2 separate regions of the Homo sapiens genome follow, and region 2 is linked to region 1. A link is a loop called in an ENCODE intact Hi-C map of the cell type or tissue named here. Cell type or tissue: A673. All regions are shown on one strand. Links, peaks and the distances in the headings refer to the core of each region. The heading gives the core; the rest is flanking DNA.

Evidence for each region. Peaks named below come from ENCODE experiments on the same cell type or tissue, not always from the same donor. Only the 100,000 strongest peaks of a DNase experiment are listed, where the experiment ranks them.
Region 2: it touches region 1 in a loop (2.4-fold over the local background); 3 of 110 quality-filtered maps call a loop at or near these places.

What each region holds. Positions count from the first base shown.
Region 1 is chr1:70,712,226-70,729,528 of GRCh38, forward strand. It overlaps LINC01788 (long intergenic non-protein coding RNA 1788), which reads left to right. Exons shown (of 7, transcript NR_125938.1): 5 at 904-1,082. Among named protein-coding and RNA genes, the nearest start is that of LINC01788, 14 kb to the left of the region's middle. In A673, for the core only: no CTCF peak of the experiment used is centred there; DNase peaks (open chromatin) are centred at 7,656, 8,126, 8,486 and 8,906; H3K4me3 peaks cover 800 bases; H3K27ac peaks cover 4,223 bases.
Region 2 is chr1:70,892,497-70,900,496 of GRCh38, forward strand. It overlaps a transcript of PTGER3 not described here. Among named protein-coding and RNA genes, the nearest start is that of ZRANB2-AS1, 150 kb to the right of the region's middle. In A673, for the core only: a CTCF peak has its summit at 3,919 (motif pointing left); a DNase peak (open chromatin) is centred at 3,935.

The DNA of each region.
Region 1 (17,303 bases), core at 4,279-12,278:
AATACAGTATATAATACTGTATTAGTCAGGGTTCTCTAGAGGGACAGAACTAACAGAATATATATATATTTATTAAGTATCTATATATACTTAATAAATTCATATATATACTTAATAAACTCATATATATTAATAAACTCATATATATGTATATGAGTTTATTAAGTATTATATATATGAGTTTATTAAGTACTAACTCACACAATCACAAGGTCCCACAATAGGCCGCCTGCAGGCTGAAGAGCAAGGAGAGCCAGTTGGAGTTCCAAAACTGAAGAACTTGGAGTCTGATGTTCCAGGGCAGGAAGCATCCCACATGGGAGGAAGATGTAGGCTAGGAGGCTAGGCCAGTCTCTCTTTTCACGTTTTTCTGCCTGCTTATATTCTAGCCGCACTGGCAGCTGATTAGATTGTGCCCACTCAGATTAAGGGTGGGTCTGCCTATTCCAGCCCACTGACTCAAATGTTAATATTCTTTGGCAACACCCTCACAGACACACCCAGGATCAATACTTTGTGTCTTTCAATCCAATCAAGTCGACATTCAGTATTAACCATCACAAATACCTATAACATGCAAAAAAATGTTAATCAACTGTTTATGTTATCAGTAAGGCTTCCAGTTAACAATAGGCTATTAGTAAGTAAGTTTTGGAGGAGTCAAAAGTTATACTTGGATTTTTGACTGCATGGGGTGGGGCAGCTCTCCTAACCCCCATGTTGTTCAAGGACCAATTGTACAACAATGTATTTAACTGTGCTTCTATGGATAGTCATTTATTTTCTTCCCAAATTTTCATTATTTTGACATATTCCTATAGAATAGATTGGTAGAAGTAACATGCTTTTGAAAACCATAAAAGGTAATGTTAAAGAATCCTTCATGACTACTTACTTTTTTAGGGGATTGGACTGCTGCATTCTAAAAATAATGGTGAGAAGAATGAATAAATTAGAGTTTACTATGTAATAAAACCTTCTAAAAAAGAGGAGAGGTAGCAGAATTTACAAGAAGGTTAAACCTGACCTTACTGAAGAGAATGATACCCTCATAGCAGCGCATCTTCTTTGCTCACAGAAAGGTAAGGAAAGGTCCTTTTGTGAGTACAACTGAGATGAGTTCAGTTACCTATAATCTGGAGCATTTTACATCAATTTAGAAAAACATCACTGCTGGTTAAAAATTATCTTTCCCTGCAGATATTTTAAAGTGAGATAGAATCTAACTATTTGTCCAGCACAGAGGCAAAATTTGGGCTAGCTGACTCCACTAGGTTCCCTCTCTGTCTTTTATTGCACTAAATGATCTTAAGGATAGTGACATTCTCTGTAATTCTGCATCAGTAAAATTCAGTGTCATCGTCACACAGGTTGGATGTTGGCAAACCATAGCAAAATTAGTTCATTTTTCTTTTGAAATAGTTTTCAACTTTTTGCCACATTAAATTATAAAGACTTTTTTTTTCTTTGTATGAGGGTGTTACACAGATTCACAGTAGGTTAATGTGCCTACCAAACAGAAATGCATATCAGAAGGAGAAATGTCAGAGAGATTCCTATTTTTCTGCCATTAAAAAATAATATATAAAGGCCTGCATGTTTTAAAAGGAAAATTGATAAATATAACTTCCTGTTGTTTAGGAGTTCCTAACATATTGTGATTATTTAAAAAATGAATACAATGTAGATTTAGGATGCTATTATTAGTTTCATGGTCTTAGGCAAGCCACATAGCTTCTCTGACCTCATTTTTCTCATTTGTAGGGTAGAAATAATCAGGTTTCCATTCCCCTTTTCCAGATTGTTTGAAGAATGAAAACACATATCTAAAAGAGTGTGAAAAATTTTAAGTGTTATAAAAAAGTAGCTAAAAATCCATGGCAGATACTCTCAGTTGTCTGTCCAACAATAATTCATCCCTCATTCCATTTATGTATTAAATTCAATTTTATCTACTGGGGCTATGTGCTTCATGGGTACCTGGGTTTCTCCTCAGCACAGGGAATACGTCTTAATAGTCCTAGGGCAATTTATTCCATTCTGCCTGCCTGTGATGGGTTTAAAAATAGGCAAGCGAATCACTTCTGGCCAGGAGAGGTCAGGGATGATCTGTTGACTTTTGGGAAAACAGAGAGGGCACCAATCAGGAACATTCCTGTTTTCAGCCTGTGGAGGTTGTATTGTGGGGATCTGCTGCCCATGGCTGCAGAAGTCCTCTTGCAATGAAGAAGGCACAAGCCCAAGGGCAAAAATCAATGAATAGAAGATGCAGAGCTGTGATATGAACTGCCAAATTAACCAACTCTGGGCCTTCCCCACCTTTGAATTTCTTGTTAAAAGAATTTCAAAGGTTCTTATTATTTGAGAAGATTTTACTCGTATTTTTGGTTAACAGTACCTGGAGGCATTCTAGTTGATAAATAATTACCGGGTCAAAGTAGTTCCACCGCTTCAAAAACCATATTTACTTGTCCCTCAAAGCTATTTTGCTGAGCCAAAATGAAAGTTTGAATTATTCGTTATTGAATTCAGACAATGTAGATTACATATAAATAATTTAGGCTTCCAAGTCTTTTAGTAATAGTAGTGTGAGTGGAAAAAAGTCAGGGCCCTAAACTTCCTGAACTTGTTTTTCCTTTCATTGTGTAGATAAGTTGAAAATGTTATAAAAATAAACGCAAAAGTGAAAACAAAGTATACTTTTTTTCAAAGTTGTTCCTATTAGGAACACCTTACAAAGAGAGAAAAGACAAACCTCATAGCCATGAAATGCAAATGAATTGTTTAAAATAGTGATGAGCTGACGGGCACCAGTTAGCTTCTCTTCTGAAAGTTTAGAAATTTAAAATATAAACAGTTTATTGCATTCTAGTCTTTTGAAATGAGAGTTCTACGTTTATGAGAAATAATCTGGAATATGTAATTTAAACTTTTAAGTTTATATTTTAGTTTTGAAGAGACATCTTTATTTTGGCCAAACCCTTGGTATCTGAAATTATAATCCTTTCATGAAAGAAATTAACTAGACATTCATAAATTAATATAATTCTTATGGAAATGGATCTAACCTAGGGAATCAAAGCTGTTCTGAAATTTTACACAGACTTTTAATATTAGTTTAATCAAAGGTAACACTTTCTAAGACACATGATATTTGACTTTATAATATTTGAATTATTCATAATCTAAACTAGAGGGCTCAAATAACATGGTGTGCCATTTTCCCAACATTGTATATTAATATTTCAAAGATAACTTTTGCTAACAGTAATGATCCTGAAATCTGCAAGATCCTTCTAGATCAGAAAAGTCAGAGAGGCTGTTAGGTTTAGTGGTTAAGAGTGTAGCCTTTGAAGTAATGCAATTCTGTATTCAAATCCCTACTCTGTCACTTACGATGACATCTTAAACAAATCATACAGCATCACCCACCCCAGCCTTAGTTTCTCCATCTGTAAAATGGAAGCAGGAGAAGGTTGCTTACTAACATTATTACCTTATAGAGTTTGAAGATCAAATGAAATGAAATGATTTATGTAAGATACGTAGCAGGGTGGATGGCCTATTAGAAGCGTCCAACAAATTCAAGTTATTGTATATAAGAAACTCAACTCCCTTATAATTATGTAGAGCACTAAATTTTCTAAATAATTTCTATCATAGCATCCAAATGTATTTTGAGGCAAATGAGTGGATGATAAGACAGATTTTGGTGTTATTATTTTATTTTATTTTATTTTTATTTTTTTGAAATAGGGTCTTACAGTGTTGCTCAGGCTAAAGTGCAGTGGAGTAATCATGGCTCACTGCAGCTGCACACTTCTGGGCTCAAGGGATTCTCCCACCTCAGCCTCCTGAGTAGTTGGCACTATAGGCATGCAACATCATGCCTGGCTCATATATGCATTTTATATATATATATATATATTTCTAGAGATGGAGTTCTTGCCTTTTTTCCCAGGCTGGCGTCAATCCTCAAACTCCTGGGCTCAAGCAGTGCTCCCACCTTGGCCTCCCAAAGTGCTGGGATTACAGATGTGAGCAGCCATGCCTGGCCAATACAGAAGATGAAAATTGGAGATTGTCAATGAACTTGAGATCATTCGTTCAATGCTCATTAATTCAATATTCACTTAACAAATATTTATTGAGTGTTTACTATGGGCCAAGAACTGAGCAAAACACTCCACAATACAAGTCTGTGAAATAACCCAAACAAGAGCTGTGCATCTGTGCAGTTGTTATTTTTGCCACCCGGTATCCAGTATTCATTTTTTGTCAATTGAAAACCTCTTCCTGAATAACTTATCTCTCGTCCATTATTTGTAACCTAGTTGTGCAGAGGGATGTGACATAAACCCAGACAATCAGACTCACTATTCTGGAATTTGGAAACTTGTGGGGAAGGACACATGGACAAAACCAATTGTAGCTCATTTAACCCAGTGTCCATTAGTTCATGCTCAAAGCTGCTCTAACTTCCACCTTGATCATCTGATTCCATAAGGTAGACCACATTCTATAATAATTTTCCTTTTTGCTTTGGTTGACAAATGTCAGATTGTATTTCTTTCAAGCAAAGAACCCTAACTGAAAGAACCTCTGAAAGTGTGACATCATTCATTCTCAGAAGTCTTGGAATCTGTTTCTAGGAAAATCTTTTTATAATATTGATAATGTGGTATTAAGTTCTCTTCATCGTTTCTGCCAGAGAATTATGCTTGCTCTTAACCGACAAGCCTTGACACTCATACACATTAGATATGTCTCATCTAATTGTTACTCATCCATATTGTCTTAGTTGTGCATCAGAGATCCTCTATGCTTTTACTTCCCACATACGTCTATGTAGAATGGAGCCATGCAGAATGTCAAGCCAAATACTGCAAGCAAACCTAAAACTGTTTGCACCACATGTGCTACAATCCATTGGCCAAAGCAATTTTCATGGCCAAGAGTGGGAACAGTGAGGTGAGACATGTACTCTACTTAACCTGGTGGGAGATATTGTAGGTCATGTGGCAAGGGCATGGATGTACAATTTTATTAAAAGGTGAGAGTGAAGGATTAGAGAAAATAATCTAGTCTACCACACCTCCCATTTTCTCTCAGTGCACTGTACGACATCTCTTTTATTTATTGCATGCCATCAGAATACAAGGCAGGTTAAGGGAGAACAGAAAGAAGGCAGACTCCTAGTTAATATGTGTATTTACACTCGGTCTTGAAGAAGAGAGGAAGTGGATGACAATGTGTTATGATGTTTGGCAAAAGTATTCAGGTCACATTTCATAAAAACTCTATTTACCTTATAGACAAAATGTTTTGTGTGCATGTTAAATGTATAAATGTAACTTTTATTAAATACTTTGTGGCAAGTTAGTGTATGTTCTTTGTGAGCATTATCTCTTAAAATCCTCATAAAAATCCTGTGGGGTTTACAGACTGAAAAAACAAAATTTTGAAAGGTTAAATAAATTTTTGCAAACATAAGAGAAAACTAATTGTTCTGTAGCCCTGGCAACAAGTAGTCAACAGAACTGGTTTTAAACCCAGTTACTTGTTCAACATCTGCTGCAGTGAACACGCTTTTATAAACCAACTAATCAGGGCCAGCTCTTTGCTTCTGAAAGTTAGCCAATCAGGATTCACTCCAATAAACATATCCCAGAGTTTCAACCAATCCACCACAGTCCCTATCCCCAGTAATCAAACTTCTAAAAATAATGTTAACTTATCTTCACCTCTCCAAGTCTCCTTGAACTGCATGCTTCCCTTAAAACCCACTGAAGACCAACAGAGCCTGTGACTGATCTAAAGCATCCACTTTTTTTTTTCTGTAGTAGCAACGCATTCAGCTTTGTCTTTTTATTTCAGGTATCATGTAATGGTCTCATTGTTCTTTGACAGCAACTTACCCAAGTTTACACAGCTGGCAAATGGTAAAGTCAAGTGACTATCCCAGTTCCATCTGATTTCAGAGCCTAAACTCCTACTCAGCATGAGGTACTGTTTATCCTCATTCCATAAAAGTGATAGTCCAGGTACTCTTCCCTATAAAAGTTTAGCCTCTGATGGTATTTCAACTCTTGAATGGTCATTTACCTTTGCATATGTTATGTATCCAACTAACTTGTAAGCTCAGTTGAATCTAACATAATCTCACATTCCCAGTGGTGACCAATTCATCAAATATTTGCTTATTATTTTTAAATATATTAAAAAGAATGCTTAGTGTGTGCCAGGCCACCACGATAGTGATGGAATTAGAATGTTTTCGCCCTCAAGGGCTGGCAGCCTAACTGGAGAGACAGAAAACAGCACTTCAATGTGAATTGTGCTACCACATATATAAGGTGCAGTGTGACCTGCAAGGGAGGAGTTCCTAAGTCTGACATTAGCATTGTGAGCAGTCTTTAAGAAATGCCAAATGGCTGATATTTGCATATTACTTAGTTATTTGGAGCAAACAATTATTTCAGAGTCAAGAAAAATGTCCTCAAATTTGCCAATACTTATCGAAGTCAAATATTGAATCAGATATTGCACTAACCCAAATTTGAATTATTTAGGAAGAGGCCACATCATAAATGTGTAGTTTATCAGGCGGTAAAAAATACATTTAAGAGAATGCCATTTCCTATTTCTATTGCCCTAAAAATTTAGTTTTAATTTTTCTTACTGAGTATGGTGATTATTGCCTAATATGGAGTATTACACAATTCAGATACTTGATGCAAAAGATGGTGAGAATATGAAAAAAACACTTAATGATATTTGGTAAAACAGGAGCTGGCTTAATTAGGAGGCAGACACTCATAATGATCCTCAATTTCACTTGCACTTATTCCTTTTTATTTTTGATACAAAGCTATTTTTCTGGATTACTTCCCACTCCTTTTCCTTGGCATTCAAAACATTCCATGTTTTGAAACATGATGTAATCACTGAAATGAAAATTTTGTACACAAGAAAAGAAATCTCTAGTTTATACACAAGATGTCAGTGCGTTAGGCACAGAAACAATGTTTTCATTTAGTCTTGATTAATGACTGGGAATCGCCTTAGATTTCAGTACTTTCCTTGCTTTTCTCAAACAACTTTGACCTCTGCTGATAATTTTCCTGGCTGATCCAAGAACTGAGAGCCACTACATAATGGCCATTTCTTCTGCAGAGAGAACTGAGTGTCTGCTAGGAATGCACTGATTTAATGTGAGGTGATGTATGATATCTTCTGAGTTACAATGATCTGTGGCCTTGGCTAACCAAAAAGTCAGTAAGTGCATTTCAAAGATTTAAAACATCATTGGGAAAGAGGATTGTGGCTGAAATGACTGCAGACCAAGTTTGGGTCTTTGATGCCTTTCTTCCTGATGCAGCCCTGTGACTCCAGACTGCCCAGTAGCCCCAGTCTCCTCACACAATTTTCTGGCTTTCTAACTAGGTATTTACTCTTGTGTTCTAACGCTGTATTTTCTTCTCTTACCCAGAATGTGCCTATTAACAAGTCCAGCACCCGTTCTAGAGGCTGATCATTTGTATCAGATAAAATCATTCCTACACTATCCAAAAGGATGAAAATAGCTACAATTTACTGATCACTTACTGAGTTGCTTTAAAGGGCTCATTGCATTTAATACTCACAAAAGCCCTGTAAAGCAATTACCATAAATTTCCCCCATTTTACAGATTGCAAATAGAAGATTAAGAGAGGTAAGTCAATTGCTCAAGTTCTTGGAGCCATCAAGCTTCCCATCCAGGTCTCCTGGACTCCAAAGTCCTCTTCTTTATTGGTGACCAATAAGAGGTTTCAAAGGACATTTTTGATTTGATAAGGAATAGTGCCCACAAGAATTCTGTCTACTGTAGAATTTTGAGTATTAACAAAAACCTCTAGGGAAAGATATTCTTGTTCAAGTGGTAGCTTTCCTGATGTTTCTTAAATAAAACCAAATAGATAAGTTTTTTACTCACTAGAGGGTCAGGCTAGTTGTGCTCCACACACTAGTTGTTGTGGTGACAGGAGCAGGAGGAAGAGCCCACAGATATGTACAGCCCTTTTCCCTTGAGACCAACTGTTTACCTCCTTCTTTGTGTCAGTAGCCAAGGGAAACATAGAATCACAAAGCACAGAATGATAGAACTTTAGTGTTGGGCTCGTAGAAGTGTTTAAATCTAAACCCTACATTGTAGGGAGGTAGAAACTGATCAAGGAATAAAGTAACTCAAAGTTACCCAGCCAGGAAGAAGGTAGTGGAGTCAGAATTCAAGCCTTTCTCAAGTCTTTTCCCTCCCTCCCCTTCCTTCCTTCCTTCCTTCCTTCCTTCCTTCCTTCCTTCCTTCCTTCCTTCCTTCCTTCCTTCCTTCCTCCCTCCCTCCCTCCCTCCCTCCCTGTCTTCCCTCCCTCCCTCCTTCCCTCTCTCTTGCCATTTATTTTTCAGTGTCTATAATTTGCCAGTCACTGGGTACTGGAAATACAGCAAACACATTTAAAAAAAATCGTTGCTATGATGGAGTTTACATTCTAATGGGAAGAAACACATAGCAAACAAATACACCAGTAAAATATCTACTATGCCAGATGGTGCTAAGAGGTATGGAGAAAAATACAGCAGAGAAGAGTGATAAGGAGAACAGGAGGAGAGAGTGATGTTATTTCAAGTTTCTTGTGAGGAAGTGGCCATGAAGAGAATTCCAGATGGGGCAGCGGCAAATGGGGAGCATGCTTGGACTTGGGCTGCTCGAGGAACAACAAGAAGGCTGATGTGGCTGAGAATAGTGAGCAAGGGGGCAAAGACACAGGATGAGGATCAAGAGGAGCCAGATGACCCTGGCCGTCTTATCCATCAGTCAGCGCATTAGATCAACCTCATTGCCTCAAGAGGCTCATTTAATGATGAGTCTAATATCTTCCTGTGGCCATGACTAATTTCAGAGACCTATCAACTAGAGATATGGGATGGAGTGTAAAATGTGTTGGACTGGGAATGACTCTCCAGGTGCAAGTCCATCCCCTAATTATAATTAGCTCTGTTATTGAACTTGTTTAAGCTTCCTTTTCCTTCTAAGAGGGGGATGATGTGAACTATCCCAGGGATTTTATGAGGGCTGAAGAAGACAACAAACAAGAAAGCAGTTTGTAAGTGGACATTGTGAGTAATTGAAGTCAGTCAGTCAATAAATATTTTTTTCATCATTATTGTGAACAAGGGGTTTCTCCCTTCTGATGTTTACAGCACTGCTTTCTTCTGTCTGACAAGATGTGCAGAGAGACTCCACACCTTTGGAGAAAAACGAGAGAAAGAAAAGATGTTCCTCTTTGTCTGTATCTTTCTACCATGATCTTCAACTTTATCCCTCACCTGCCAGCAACAGAATGTGGGAGATTATTATGATCAGTGTGGTCCTCAGTTAACCCTCTGATTAAATACAGCTTATTGTCTTCACTATCAGGGCAAGAGCAGTGTGATCATGGTGTGACTACTGGTGTTGGAAAGAAACAGTCTTACCAGCTATGAAATTTATAATGTAGAGATTCTCTGAAGTTTTAAATGTATGGGTATTGACATGGTTGTGTTTCACAGCTGTCTATCATAGCAACTTCCAAATCCTTCCATGGAATTCTTTCCATGGAATTTCTTCATTGAAATTTTAAAATAAAAATTATTTTTTAGGGAAACTATTATAAACTTGAAACTTCACATACAGACAAGAATTGAACCTCCTTTAATCTAGTTGACAAATACGGTACTTATATAATATTTACTTTATGGAGAGTCCTGTATTCTCAAGAAAACTATATATAGTTGTATGTAGTTAGAGTCAAGAAAATGGATTTACTGTGTGATCTTAGGGATCCTCATCTCTAAAAAGAGAATAATAAAAATTGCCTCAAAGAGTTATTATAAAGTTTAATTATATATATATATATATATTTTTTTTTTTGCCAGGAGATAAGCGAGCAGAAGTCTATCGGCATGTATATATATTTTTTCCTTCAACTTTTATTTTAAGTTCAGTGGTACATGTGCAGGATGTGTAGGTTTGTTACATAGGTAAACGTGTGCCATGGTGATTTGCTACACAGATCAACCCATCACCCAGGTATTAAGCCCAGTATCCTTTAGATATTCTTCCTGATGCTCTCCCTCCCTCCACCCTCACTCCCAACAGGCTCCAATGTGTGTTTTTCCCCTGCATATGTCCATGTGTTCTCATTGTTCAGCTCCCACTTATAAGTGAGAACATGTGGTGCTTGGTTTTCTGTTCCTGTGAGTTTGCTGAAGAGAATGGCTTCCAGCACCGTCCATGTTCCTGCAAAGGACATGATATCATTCCTTTTTATAGCTGCATAGTATTCCATGGTGTATGTGTACCACATTTTCTTTTTACAATCTATCATTGATGGGCATTTGGGTTGATTCCATGTCTTTGCTATTGTGAATAGTGCTGCAATGAATATACATGTGCATGAATCTTTACAATAGAATGATTTGTATTCCTTTGGGTATATACCCAGGAAGTAAAAGTGTTCCTTTTTCTCTGCAACCTCACCAGCACCTTGTGTTTCTGGACTTTTTAATAATTACCATTCTGACTGGTGTGAGATGGTCTCATTTTGGTTTTGATTTGCGTTTCTCTAATGATCAGCAATGTTGAGCCTTTTTCATATGTTTGTTGGCCCCATAAATGTCTTTCTTGGAGAAGCGTCTGTTTATGCCCACTTTTTTGATGCGGTTTTTTGCTTTTTCTTGTAAATTTGTTCAAGTTCCTTGTAGACTCTGGATATTAGACCTTTGTCAGATGGATAGATTGCAAAAATTTCTCCCATTCAGTAGGTTGTGTATTCACTCTCATGAGTTTCTTTTGCCGTGCAGTAGCTCTTTAGTTTAATTAGATCCCATTTGTCAATTTTTGCTCTTGTCGCAATTGCTTTTTGGTGTTTTCATCACGAAATCCTTTCCTGTCCCTATGTCCTGAATGGTATTGCCTAGATTTTCTTCTAGGGTTTTTATAGTTTTGGGTTTTACATTTAAGTCTTTAATCCATCTTGTGTTAACTTTTGTATAAAGTGTAAAGAAGGGGTCTAGCTTCAATTTTCTGCATATGGCTAGCCAGTTTTCCCAGCAGCATTTATTAAATAGGGAATCCTTTCCCAATTGCTTGTTTTTATCAGGTTTGCTGAAGATCAGATAGTTGTAGGTGTGCAGTCTTTTTTCTGAGTTCTCTATTCTGTTCCACCGGTCTGTGTGTCTGTTTCTGTAACAGTAACATGCTGTTTTGGCTGCTGTATCCTTGTAGTATAGTTTGAAGTCGGGTAGTGTGATGTCTCCAACTTTCTTCTTTTTGCTTAGAATTGTCTTGGGTATTTGAGCTCTTTTTTGGTTCCATATGAAGTATAAAATAGTTTTTTTCTAATTCTGTGAAGAATGTTAGTGGTAGTTTAATGGGAATAACATTGAATCTATAAATTACTTTGGGCAGTATGGCCATTTTCATGATATTGATTCTTCCTATCCATGAGCATTGAATGTTTTTCCATTTGTTTTTGTCCTCTCTGATTTCCTTGAGCAGTGGCTTGTAGTTCTCCTTGAAGAGGTTCTTCACTTTTTTTTGTTAGCTGTATTCCTAGGTATTTTATACTGTATGTAGCAATTGTTAATGGGAGTTCATTCATGATTTGGCTGTCTGCTTTCCTGTTTTGGATTATAGGAATGCTAGCAATTTTTGCACATTGATTTTGTATCCTGAGACTTTGTTGAAGTTGCTTATCAGCTTAAGGAGCTTTGGGGCTGAGATAATGGGGTTTTTTAGATATACAGGATCATGTCATCTGCAAATAGAAACAGTTTGACTTCCTCTCTTCCTATTTGAATACCTTTATTTCTTTCTTTTGTCTGATTGCTCTGGCCAGAACTTCCAATACTATGTTGAATAGAAGTGGTCAGAGAGGGCATCCTTGTCTTGTGGTGGTTTTCAAGGGAAATACTTCCAGCTAGCCCATTTGGTATGATATTGGCTGTGGGTATGTCATAAATGGGTCTCATTATTTTGAGGTATGTTTCATCAATACCTAGTTTATTGAGTTTTTAACATGTAGGGTTGTTGAATTTTATTGAAGGCCCTTTCTGCATCTATTGAGATAGTCACAGGGTTTTTGTCTTTAGTCCTGTTTATGTGATGGATTACATTTATTGATTTGTGTATGTTGAATCAACTTTGCATACAAGGGATGAAGCTGACTTGATCATGGTGGATAAGCTTTTTGATGTGCTGCTGGATTCAGTTTGCTAGTATTTTATTGAGGATTTTTGCATCAATATTCATCAGGAATATTGGCCTGAATTTTCTCATTTTGTTGTATCTCTGCTAGGTTTTGGTGTCAGGATGATGCTGGCCTCATAAAATGAGTTAAGGAGGAGTCCCTTCTCCTCATGTTTTGGGTAGTTTCAGTAAGAATAGTACTAGATCTTCTTTGTACCTGTGGTAGAATTCAGCTATAAATCCCTCTGGTCCCAGACTTTTTTTAGTTGGTAGGCTATTTATTACTGCCTCAATTTCAGAACTTGTTATTGGTCTACTCAGGGATTCAATTTCTTCCTGGTTCAGTCTTGGGAGGGTGTATGTGTCCAGAATTTATTCACTTCTTGTAGATTGTCTAGTTTATGTGCATAGAGGTGTTTATATTACTCTCTGATGGTTTTTTGTATTTCTGTGGGGTCAGTGGTAATATCCCCCTTATCAATTCTGAGTTTTGCTATTTGATTCTTCTCGGTTGTCTTCTTTATTACTCTAGCTAGCAGTCTGTCTATTTTATTAATTTTTTCCAAAAAACACCTCTCAGATTCACTGATTTTTTTGAAGGGTTTTTTGTGTCTCTATCTCCTTCAGTTCCACTCTGACCTTGGTTATCTTTTGTCTTATGCTAGGCTATGGAGTTTGCTTGCTATTGGTTCTCTACCTCTTTTAGTTGTGTTGTTAGGTTCTTAATTTGAGATCTTTCTAGCTTTTCGATGTGGGCATTTAGTGCTATAAATTTCCCTCTTAACACTGCTTTAGCTGCATCCCAGAGATTCTGGTATGCTGACTCTCTGTTCTCATTAGTTTCAAAGAACTTCTTAATTTCTGCCTTAATTTCATCATTTACTCTGGAGTCATTTAGGAATGGGTTGTTCAATTTCCATGTAGTTGCATGTTTTTGAGTAAATTTCTTAGTCTTGAGTTCTAATTTGATTGCACTGTGGTCTGAGAGACTGTTATGATTTCAGTTCTTTTGCATTTGTTGAGGAGTGTTTTACTTCCAATTACGTGATCAGTTTTTCTGTATGTGTTATGTGGTGATGAGAAGAATGTATATTCTCTTGTTTTTGGATGGAGAGTTCTGTAGATATCTATCAGGTCCATTGGATCCAGAGCTAAGGTCTCAGATATGTGTATTAATTTTCTGTTTCAATGATCTGTCTAATATTGTCAGTGAGGTGTAGAGGTCTCACACTATTATTGTGTGGGAGTATAGGTCTCTTTATAGTTCTCTAAAAACTTGCTTTATGAATCTGGGTACTCCTGTATTGAGTGCTCATATATTTAGGATAATTAGGTATTCTTGTTGAATTGAATTCTTTACCATTATATAATGCCCCTTTTTGTCTTTTTTGACCTTTGTTGGTTTAAAGTCTGTTTTGTCAAAAACTAGGATTGTGACCCCTGCTTTTTTTTTCCATTTACTTGGTAAATTTTCCTCTGTCCCTTTATTTTGAGCCTATGTCTGTCTTTGCATGTGAGATGGGTCTCTTGAAGACAGCATACTGATGGGTCTTGACTCTTTATCCAGCTTGCCATTCTGTGTCTTTTGATTGGGGCATTTAGCCCATTTACAATATAAAGTTAACATTGTTACGTGTAAATTCGAATCTGTCATCATGATGCTAACTGGTTATTTTACAGACTTATTTATGTGATTGCTTCCATAGTGTCACTGATCTGGGTACTTCAGTGCATTTTTGTAGTGACTGGTAATGGTTTTTCTTTTCTATATTTAGTGCTTCCTTCAGGAGCTCTTGCAATGCAGGTCTGTTGGTAATGAATTCCCTCAGAATTTGCTTATCTGAAAAAGATCTTATTTCTCCTTTGCTTGTGAAGCTTAGTTTGCTGAATATGAAATTCTGGGTTGAAAATTCTTTTCTTTAAGAATGTTGAATATTGGCTCCCCAAATCTTCTAGTTTGTAGGGTCTCTGCTGAGAGGTCTACTGTTAGTCTGATGGGCTTTCCTTTGTATGTCACCTGACCTTTCTCTCTGGCAGCTTTAATATTTTTTCTTTCATTTTGATCTTGGGGAATCTCATGCTTATGTGTTTTGAGGTTGAACTTCTCATGGAGTATCTTACTGGGGTTCTCTGGATTTCCTGAATTTGAATTTTGGCCTGCCTTTCTAGGTTGGGGAAGTTCTTTTGGATGATATCCTGAAGTATGTTTTCTAACTTGGTTCCATTCTCCTCATCTCTTTCAAGTACCCCAATCAATCATAGGTTTGGTCTTTTTATGTAGCGCCATATTTCTTGGAGGTTTTGTTTATTCCTTTTCATTCTTTTTTTCTCTATTCTTGTCTGCCTATCTTATTTCAGAAAGACAGTTTTCAACCTCTGAGATTCTTTCCTCTGCTTGGTCTATTCTGCTATTAATACTTGTGATTACATTGTGAATTTCTTGTGTTCTGTTTTTCAGCTCCATCAGGTCAGCTTTGCTCCTCTCTAAACTGACTATTCTGGTTATCACTTCCTATATTGTTTTATCTTTATTCTTAGCTTCTTTGCATTGGGTTACAACATGCTCCTTTAGTTCAGCGTAGCTCATTATTACCCACTTTCTGAAGCCTACTTCTGTCAATTTAGCCATCTCAGTCTCAGCTCAGTTTTGTGCTGGAGAGGTGTTGAGGTCATCTGAAGGAGAAGAGGCACTCTTGCGTTTTAAGTTTTTATCATTTTTGTATGGATTCTTTCTCATTTTGGGGGCTTATGTACCTTCAATTTTTGAGGTTTCTGACCTTTGAATGGGTTTTTTTGTGGGATCTCTTTTCGTTGATGACATTGTTATTGCTTTCTGTTTTTTTTTTTTTTTTTTTTTTTTTTTTTTAATAACAGTCTGGTCACTCTTCTGTAGGGCTCCTGTTGTTTGCTGGGAGATAGCTCCAGACCCTAGTTGCCTTGGTTTTTCCCTTACCTGGATGTATTACCAGTGAAGGCTGTGAAACAGCAAAGATGGCAGCCTGCTCCTTCCTCTGAAAGCTCTGTCCCGGGGGTACTGACTTGTTGCTGGCCTGGACGCTCCTGTGGGAGGTGTCTGGAGACTCCTGTTGGGAGGTTTCACTCAGTCAGGAGGAATGGGATCAGGAACCTGCTTAAAGAATCAGCCTGGTTGCTTTGGGGAGAGCAGGTGTGCTGCAATGAGGGGAACCCTTCTTCATCCAGACCACCTGGACTCTCTAGAACCAGCAGGCTGGAAAGGTTGAGCTGACTGAACTGCAGAGATGTTGGCCACCCCTCCCCTCAGGAGCTCTGTCCCAGGGAGAGATCAGAGTTCTGTCCATATAACTCTAGTTGGAGTTGCTGAAATTCCTGCAGGGAGGCCCCACCCAGGAAGGAGGGATGGATTGGGGTCCCACTTAAAGAGGCAGTCTGTCTATGATCTGGCACAGTAGCTGTATTGTGTTATGGGGGACTCCTCCTCATCGAAATCACCTGGACTGCCTGGAGCTGGCAGGCTAGAATGGCTGAGTTGACCTAACCACAGAAATGGCAGCTACCCCTCCCTCTTGGAACTCATCCATCTCAGGCAGTCTTCAGCCTGCTGCAGTGGCTAGCTGGAATTCCAAGCCAGCGGGTTTTTACTTGTGAGGTGCCGTGGAAGTGGGGCCAACAGAAAAATGCTGCTTGGCTCCCTGGATTCAGCTCCCTTCATATGCGAATGTACAGATGGAACTCCCGCCTTGCTGGGATTTCAGGAGCCGGAGACTGTAAAACTCCTGGGTCTCTGTGTGTGCTTGAGTGACTGCTCTGCTGAGACTCTGCACAGTGCTGTGTATCAAACCCAAGGCCCTGGTGGTGTGAGCTCATGAGGGGATCTCCAGATCTGTGGGTTGCAAAGATCCATGGGAGAAGTGTGATTTCCTGGGTGGGGCTGCACAATCACTCTCTGCTTCCCTTGGCTGGGGGTGAGGGTTCCTTTGGCTCCACACAGCTCCTGGATGCTGTTGCCTCACCCTACTTTTCTTTATTTTCTGTGGGTTGAGTTGATTGCCTAGTCAGTTCCAGTTAGAGAACCTGGATTTGTCAGTTGAAGGTGCTGAATTCACTTGTTGTTTTCATTTCTCTCCATGAGAGCCATGGACCACAGCTGTTTCTAATCGGCCCTCATATAATATTTTTAAAGGGTCTGGCACATAGTGCTATATAATTAACGGTTGTTTGGTAAATGACATAACCTTTCTGATTGCTTGCCTGTTGTTTGGTGAACATTTACCTATCTGTTAAGATGTTGCTTATGTCTCTGGGAAAAACAAACTTAGGCATTGTGCTTTCATAGTGCTTGTTACATCTTCAATTAAGCATTTATCATGTTATCATTTAATTATGTATTTATCTTTTCAGTTAGGCCATGCCAAATATAGAGGCTATGCATTTTTCACTGTGGTACCCAGTCTCCAAAATAAAACAGCATCTGGCACATAGCAGGCACTCAAATACTTTTTTTTTCTTAGTGCGGTGTGCAAAGCCTTCCTATGACTTGCCTCAAATGTGTGGCCTTGTGTTTCATTACTGCCTACCCCTGGACCCTTGCACTAGAAATGTCCCCTGCACTTCTATAATATGCCATGCTCTTTTACTCCTTGTTTCCATCCCCACTTTTATGATGGTATGATTGTGTGACTGCGGTACTCACTGCCTAATCCACCCTCACTGTAATACCCCAGGCCCACACAAGCACACACACTTGACTAACTCCTACCTGTCCTGCAATAATAAACTCAAACACCATTTTCTCCAGACTGCCTCTTGGTTAGAACTCTGTTTGGGGACACCTCTTATATGTTGCCATTTGTACCCTCTGCATGTAACAATAACCAATATTTCAGGCATTGGCCCAAGCGCTTCCCTATACTAGCTCATTTAATCTTCACAATAACCTTATGAAGTAGCAACTATTAGTAGCTGCAGTTTCAAATGAGACCAGGAGACTCAGAGAGGCTGAATAATTTCTTCAAGTGGCAAGTGGCATGCCAGAATGAAACCCAGACAGTCTGACTT
Region 2 (8,000 bases), core at 1-8,000, 180 kb after region 1:
TACTAGCTATTCAAGGAGTAACATATCCTCATCCCCTGTCTTCTTCCTCTACATATTGTAACCTCCTTAGGAGGTGGCTCACACCTGTAATCCCAGCACTTTGGGAGGCTGAGGTGGGTGGATCATTTGAGGTCAGGAGTTTGAGACCAGCCTGGCCAACATGGTGAAACCCCGTCTCTACTAAAAATACAAAAATTAGCTGGGTGTGGTGGGCCATGCCTGTAGTCCCAGCTACTCAGGAGGCTGAGGCAGGAGAATTGCTTGAACCCAGGAGGCAGAAGTTGCAGTGAGCCAAGATTGTGCCACTGCACTCCAGCCTGGGTGACAGAGCAAGACTCCTCAAAAAAAAAAAAAAAAAAGAAAGAAAAAAAAGAGTAGGAACATTTCTTACTTCACCTTCATATCTTCCTAGCACGTAAAATAATACTGCATCTACAGCAGATCCTGTAATACATATTAAATAATATCTGATCTATGTGCTTTCTGTGAGTAGGTGATTGCCTCTTGGAAAGCAGAAACAATGTCCAACTAAAAAAAAAACGTTTCCTTACTATTGAGTACAAACTAGAACTAAACAAGGAACAAATGGAATCTAGTTTACCAGCTTTTCTCAGATCCTCATTCTCCTCATGCAATATGCCATAACTGTGTGGTTTGAGGTTAGAAGCTGATAATTTACCCATTATGTGCCAGGCACCTTGTACCATCTAGCCTAATTTTCTAATAATCCATGTGGGGTAGATACTGGTATCTCCATGGTACAGATGAGAAGCTGATGCTTAAAGAGTCTGAGACACTTGCCTAAAGTCATGCAGCTAAGTGCCAATGCTTAGATTTAATTCTAGAACAGCCTGCTGCCTCCTCCCACAGGACACCGCCTCTTGTTTCAGCTATAGGACTGTGGCGTGGAGAAAGACATCAGGACAAGGCCAATGTCCTGGGAATGGTAGTAGGGTCTTTTTTCTGCATGTCTTTCCTTGTGATTCCTGAGGAGCTGAGGAGGCTACATCACCAGGACTTTCCCCAGCATCTGCCTTATCCAACTAGGTGACAAGAGCACAGACAAACCATTGTTTAAGTTAAATTCTAGCTTTTAAGTTCATATGTCAGTGTTCATGCAGAAATGTGAAATGCCTTTTACATGAGTAAGAACTCTTCCCTGAATAGTCAGGACTTTTCTGCGAATTTATAGGATTTTATTACACAAAGTGTTAAAATAAGTCAGGAAAAAATTCCTTTGAAAACTACTGCCAAGATGAACGTATGCAAATGTTCCAAAGTCTATTGCTGCTAGGAATAAGAGCAACAGAGAAAATTCATTTGTTTGTTGCTTCCTTGATATTTTAATTACATCTTCTATATCCTCCATACCCCATTCAACATTTTCTTAAATCCAACAATATTTATTAAAAATAAAATAAAAAATTTAATCTACACATAACAGCCTTATTACAAAATAATTATTAAATGTTAAGAACCACAATTTGGTTTTGGTCAGAATGAAAAATAATCTTTTAAAGTGCCTGATAGGTGGGACATGGTGGCTCACGCCAGTAATCCCAGCTCTTTGGGAGGCCAAGGTGGGTGGATCACCTAAATTCAGGATTTCTAGACCAGCCTGGCCAACGTGGTGAAACTACATCTCTACTAAAAATACAAAAAATTAGCCGGGCGTGGTGGTGGGCACCTGTAATCCCAGCTACTTGGGAGGCTGAGGCAGGAGAATCACTTGAACCTGGTGGGCGGAGGTTGCAGTGAGCCGAGATCATGCCATTGCACTCCAGTCTGGGAAACAAGAACAAAACTCCATCTCAAAAAAAAAAAAAAAAAAAAAAAAGAGTGCCTGATAAATTTGTTTTCTTATGAAGTTTTGTGACAATCATCATTTTAACTCTGTTTACCAAATAGCATTTTGAGCCTGCAAGTCTGCCAGAAAACTACATTGAATGCCTAGTTTTCTACATGACCTTGGATAGTTTATTATATTTCAGAACACTTTGGTTGTCTGGTATGAAGCGTATTTGGTTTTCTTCTACTCTTGCTGGAGGCAAACTCATTTTTTTTCCCAAAAAGTATGTTACATAATTATTGAACTCCTGGAAGAAAATTAGAATATTTTTAATGAAGTGCTATTATGGATAACAATTCCTGTGGAATTTGATCAAGCCTCACCTTTAGGCAAAAGTATATTTAGTTTACTGTTTGCTTCTTGAAAGTCCTCTCCCCACTCATCCCACCCTATCTCCAGTAGAGGTATGTGAATCCTTATAACAGTCTTAAGGAGTAGACGTTAATTCCATTGTATAGGAGATAAAACTAATACCCAGGGAGTTTAAGTATTGTGCCTGAAATCACACAAAGCTGAATGGCAAAGTTGGGGGGTTAAACCACCTATATCTGACACCAAAATCCAATCTCTTCACCTACAGCATGACTTTCTTAGCATTCCCTTAGTTTTCTCTCAAAGGTTTTCTCTTGACATCTCACTGAGTGGTGGGCTGTTTGATGATTCAAATATAATGGAGTTCTAAGGATATCAATCCCTGCTGTCACCAAATGACTCTCAATTGATTATTGATTTCAATTGATTATTGACATCTCAATACTGAGTTCCCCCCAGCACCAGGAGCAAGAGCATAGCATTTAACAAAAGAAATGACAAATAGGAGAAATTACAAATAATATTTAAGCCACAATTTTTACTCATTCTTTTCTTATTTTCTCAAAATATTTGACAAGTGATAGTCCACACTCTTTGTGTATCAGGATCTCTGGACATTTATAAGGCAAAGTCAGTTGCTGGTCATGAATAGCAACTCAAACAATCCAAGCTTCATGTGGTTAGTATTCTGCCAGCTTGAGGAAACTTGTCTTTGGCTACAAATAAAAGAAAAGTAGTCCCAAAATTTAAGTGGCTGCCTATGATTACTCATTGCCTTTGAATAGTGGTTACTTTTCATGGTATACAACTACAAAATCATTTACATAAAATCCAGTGTAAGAGCTGATTAAATCAGCATCACTTTGTAAACCAAGTGAACAGACACAGAGCTGAAATTCAGACTCCAGATGCTGCAAAAAATAAAAATAAATAAAGATGCTTTAGAATGCCTGGCTCAGTCCCTGATGTGAGATTTCACAAAAACAAGTTTCTGTTTCACAGAAACAACCCATAGCATACTTGCTGAAGAAATTTCAGAGAACAGGAAAGGAATTTGGTCTGACATAATTTTAGGTACAGAAGTGTGATGTTAAGGTAACAGCATAAGCTCTTGTTTTGATTGTGTCTGTTATCACATGTAAGAACTATAGTTTCAAAGCTCAGGCTAAGGTGGTTGCAAAAGAGGTTTAAGCAGTGGACAAACAGTTGTACTAGACCAGGAGAACCAAATAAAACTTTTTCACAGATCCCTAGTGGTTGGTGGCAATGTCTCTGACAACCTGGAGTAAGATTAGGAAGAAGAGTGCTGCAGTGCATATGTGCATGTTGTCTGGTGTAAGATTCCAGCTACTCTTTCTGGGAAAGACTGCCCTTTGCAGTGAAATGATAACATTCCTAAAATTTTAGGAGTTAAAATCTCTTTTCTTCAAAATGATGAAGATAGTAGGATGCATGTATTTTCTCTTTTTTTCAAATGTCCTTACTTAATTAAATTACTAGTTGGCTACTGTTAAGAGTTAACTTGTGTCCCCACAACAGATATTGAAGTCCTAATCCGTAGTATCTATGAATGTGGCCTTATTTGGAAATAGTGGTTTTGCAAATGATCAAGTTTCGAGGAGGACATTAGGGTGGGCCTTAATTCAAGACTGGTGTCCTTATCAAAGGGGGGAAATTTGGACACAGAGACAGATGTATACAAAGAGGAAGATGATGTGAACACACAGGGATAATGCCATCTACAGGTCAAGAAATGCCTAGGAATGCCAGAAAACTACCAGAAGCTAAGAGAAGCATTGGAACAGATTATCCCTCCCAGTCCTCAGTAGAGACCAGCCATGCTGACTCCTTGATCTCAAACTTACAGCCTCTGGAGCTGTGAGACAGTAAATTTCCATTCAGCCTCCCAGCTTGTGGTAAATTGTTACAGCAGCCCTAGGAAGCTAATACAGCCTTCTTAGGTCAAATTCTTATTTTTGTTTTTATTTGTTTTGCTTTTTGAAATTCTACTAGTTCTTAAAATCACAGAGTCTGAAAACCCTTATCAGGGGTGGCTGCAAGGTCCCATCCAACCCTAAGATTTTATGATATTTTACACTGCAACAGCTCTTTTCTAATTTTTTGACTAGGCGTTAGTGTTCCTCCAGGACTGGAGCTTTTCAGACTCTCCTTGACATAGCAGAGTACAAACAAGCACAACATTTAGGTGTTTCAGACCCAAACCTCAGAAAATATCCCACAATATGGCTTGATACTCTAAATGCGGACGCTGGATTTCTTTCCCTGTAGTTTGAGTAGGAGTAAAACTCTAGGCACTCCTTGTATAGGATGTAAAAGTAAGTTAGATGTGCCTCCACCCATGGATCCGATGAGGAACGGTGTTTCTCAGAAGCTTAGGGATAAGTGCCTGAGGTCTGTGGAATGCCTCTTCCTTTTTATATTTGTATTATCAAACAGCCCACCACTCAGCGATCTTGAGACCCCGTTCCCCTTTCCTTTGTCCTCCCAGGCAAGCTACATAAGAGGAGGTTAGGGACAGTGAGGTATGTTTTATCTGATTATGCTAGAATGCACTGGTGTCACATTTCCATTGCTTGAAGGGGTTGAAGTGTTCTTTAGCTTGAAGAAAATCTAACCGGCAATCCATTCACTCATTTATTCATTTGTGAATTCATTCAATGAATAGTAAAAAAGAGGAGTTCTAAGGATATCAATCCCTGCTGTCACCAAATGACTCTGTAACTACAATAACCACTAAGTGATGAGAACCTCTACCCTCGTTGAATAGAGGAGAACACATGGGATCAAATAATTGAACCACAGCTGATGGTCCTGTAGCTGATGAATGTCAGCAACTTGACCTCAGTTCTTTATGACTCCCACGTGTCTGCTGTTTCCATTCTATCAAGCTGCCTGCCGGTACAACCCACCAAACTGGCATATATCATAGTATCATAAGACATGTCTCCCCTTCAGGAGCTCATTTCTTCCAGTCCTCTTTGCCTCCAGCCAAGGTCCATCACTTCACAAAAACCTGGTTAAAAGCTCACCTGCTCCAGGAATGTTTCCTGGTTTCCACCTTTACTCAGTCAACCCTTCAGCACCTAGAACTTAAATTGTGAAATAAGTTTGTTTGTTTGTTTTGCATTTATTGAGATGCTGTGCTGTTATTGACTTCAACATGTTTTTGTTTGATTTGTATCTCCCTAAAATATCATCAGTTCTTCAAAGAAAAAGGCTGCATTTCCTTGTTTCTAGTCCCAACCTTTCTGCCAAGGAGCTATACTACTTAATCTATTTGAACATATCACTTAATGTATTTGAACATGTGGTCCTCACTGATTTAAAAAAAAAAGTGAGGGTTGGGGAGTGGGTAATTGGAAAGAAGGTCTCTATGGATATTTTTTACCTTAATAGTGTGTATTTAGTGTCTCCTATGCATCCCAGTCCTTTGCTGGCTCTGGGAATTGTCCATTTGAGCCTTGTTGCCCAGCATCCTCATGTGAGGGGAACTGTGGTCTTATCAAGAAGGACTTCTCCTACATCCCTGCTGGGCAACCCAGGCCAATTCTACTGAGTATGAACTTGAGCAACACACACTGATGTCCATCTTGGTCTTCCTGTTTTTCTCCTTTCCCCTTTTCTTTGGTATTCAGCCATAACTACAACTCCAGATCAAGGTGGTAGATTCTTCTCCACAGCCTGCTCATCTCTACAGACATCACTCCTTCTTCCTAAAATGCTCATATACTCCCTGCCCTTTGGTTAATTCCTGCTCCTCTAAGACTTCATTATTCCTCATCTCCTCTCGAATGCCTTCCTTGACCACCAGTCTTCCATCAGTGCTGCTGCTACAACTTGTTAAAATATTTACCCCTCTGCACTGTAACTGCATCATGCAGAAAGAACATAGTGTAGTGGTCATGAGCACAGTCTCTTGGTTTCAGACTGCTCAGGCTGATAATCATCACTGGGCCACTTACTAGCTATGTACCTTGGAAAAGTTAGTTCTTTCTCTGTTCCTCAGTTTTCTCCTCTGTGAAATGAGGGTAATAATAGTATTTATATTCTGGAGTTTTTTGAGGCTTAAGTAAGTTAATGCATAAAAGCATATAAAATAGTGAACATATTACCTAGTTAATAATATACAGTGATATAATCTCATGTTCCTTTTTCCCTCTAAAATCTCAAAAAAGGAGATACAATTTTCTTATAACATCAAAGTTGTAATGTCTTAAGATCTCTGTTTTATGTTCCTCTTTCTTAACTATTGCCTCTTTCATCACTCACCTCCCATCTGAGCATCCTCTCTTTCCTTCAATTGCCTGGTGTAATAATACTCACCTACCTTAGCCTGATGCTTGAAGAATGCTCCAAGAAATGGACTATTCTCATATAAAAGGAAAGGATTGGATTTGTTGCTGAAAGATTAAAAGGCATAATATATGCCAAAATGCTCCAGGTAGAATCTGTCTCAGGAACAGCTTGTGAATTCATTAGAGGAATGTTTATTAAACATCTGTTCTGTTCCTAGCATTATGTTACTGGGTGCTGGAGATTCAGTCCATGATTTCCTACTGTTTACTGTCTAGTGGGGAATAGAGACAATTACACATACAGTTGTGATACAATGTAAGGAGTAGTGTTGGAGGGAGAAAAAAACACTATGGTAACTTGTGGTGCATATATATAATTCACTCCAGGAAAAGGAGAAGGCTTCCCAAAGGAAATGGCACCCAGACTGAGTCTCAAAGCATGAATGAAAATTGATCAGCCTTAGAAGAGGAGAAGAGTATCCCAGGCTAACAGGAAATCTCATGAGAGAAGACATAGAAGCATGAATCACTAATGTGTTTTGAAGCAATTGCAAGGAGTTCTGAGAGAGTGAGGGGTTAGAGGAAATCGGCATGAGCCAGATTATATGGTGCTTTTATGCTTCTGCTTGGATTTTACTCTGCAGGATTTTACTCTTAAGGAGCTTTTCAAGAGTTTTAGGGAGGGAACAAACTATATTTGGGTTTTATGCTAGTAGTTGTGTGAAGGGTAAGTTGCAGGGGACTAGAGTAGAAACAGAAATCAGTTTGTAAGTTTGTTACAATAACCCCCATAAAAATCCTAAGTACTGGAACTAAGGGAGATAAGCAAATAAAAAGCCTGGTGAAGAGATTAGGAGAGAAAATAGATAAAAGTTCACACCAATTGTCATAGGGTGTAATTGTACTATATCCTTCAATGACTCAGTATTAGACTCTTCAATACTTCACTAGACTTTCTGGATGCAATGACTGTAATGGTAGGAATTTTGAATATGTCAGAAGCAACCTGTGAGTTATAAGGATTCTGAAAACACCTCAGCCACACTTCAGTGACACTAGCCTTTCCCACAGAGGTGCAAGCTTGAACTAAAAAACCTAAAGCTACCAATTTTCTTCCTTATTTTCTTCAGCATGTTGTTGTTGTTGTTTTGATACAAAGCTTGTTTCAGATTGCCTTTACTTTTATCTTTATTTTTGTCTTATTTTACTAAATGATTTAACTTTAATTTATTATCTTAAAGACGACTGCCCCTATTTCTTTGCTGGGTGACTGCAAAGCCCCCAGCTCCTATCATGACCGTGTTTCCTACTCTGTCAGTGGTCAGGTTGTTGGAGTTGGGGGGAAGGGGTGTTCTTACTATGTATACAATAGGGCTGGACCTTGAAGGACAGCTGCTTTGTATTCTCATTCTGAGTGTCAGCCTCTTTTACATGCAGGAACAAATGATTGAGTGCTTCTGGCTCTGAGTGATGGGAAATGTAGATTGAACTCCTAGAGACTATTTCAGTATGCTTTTATATCT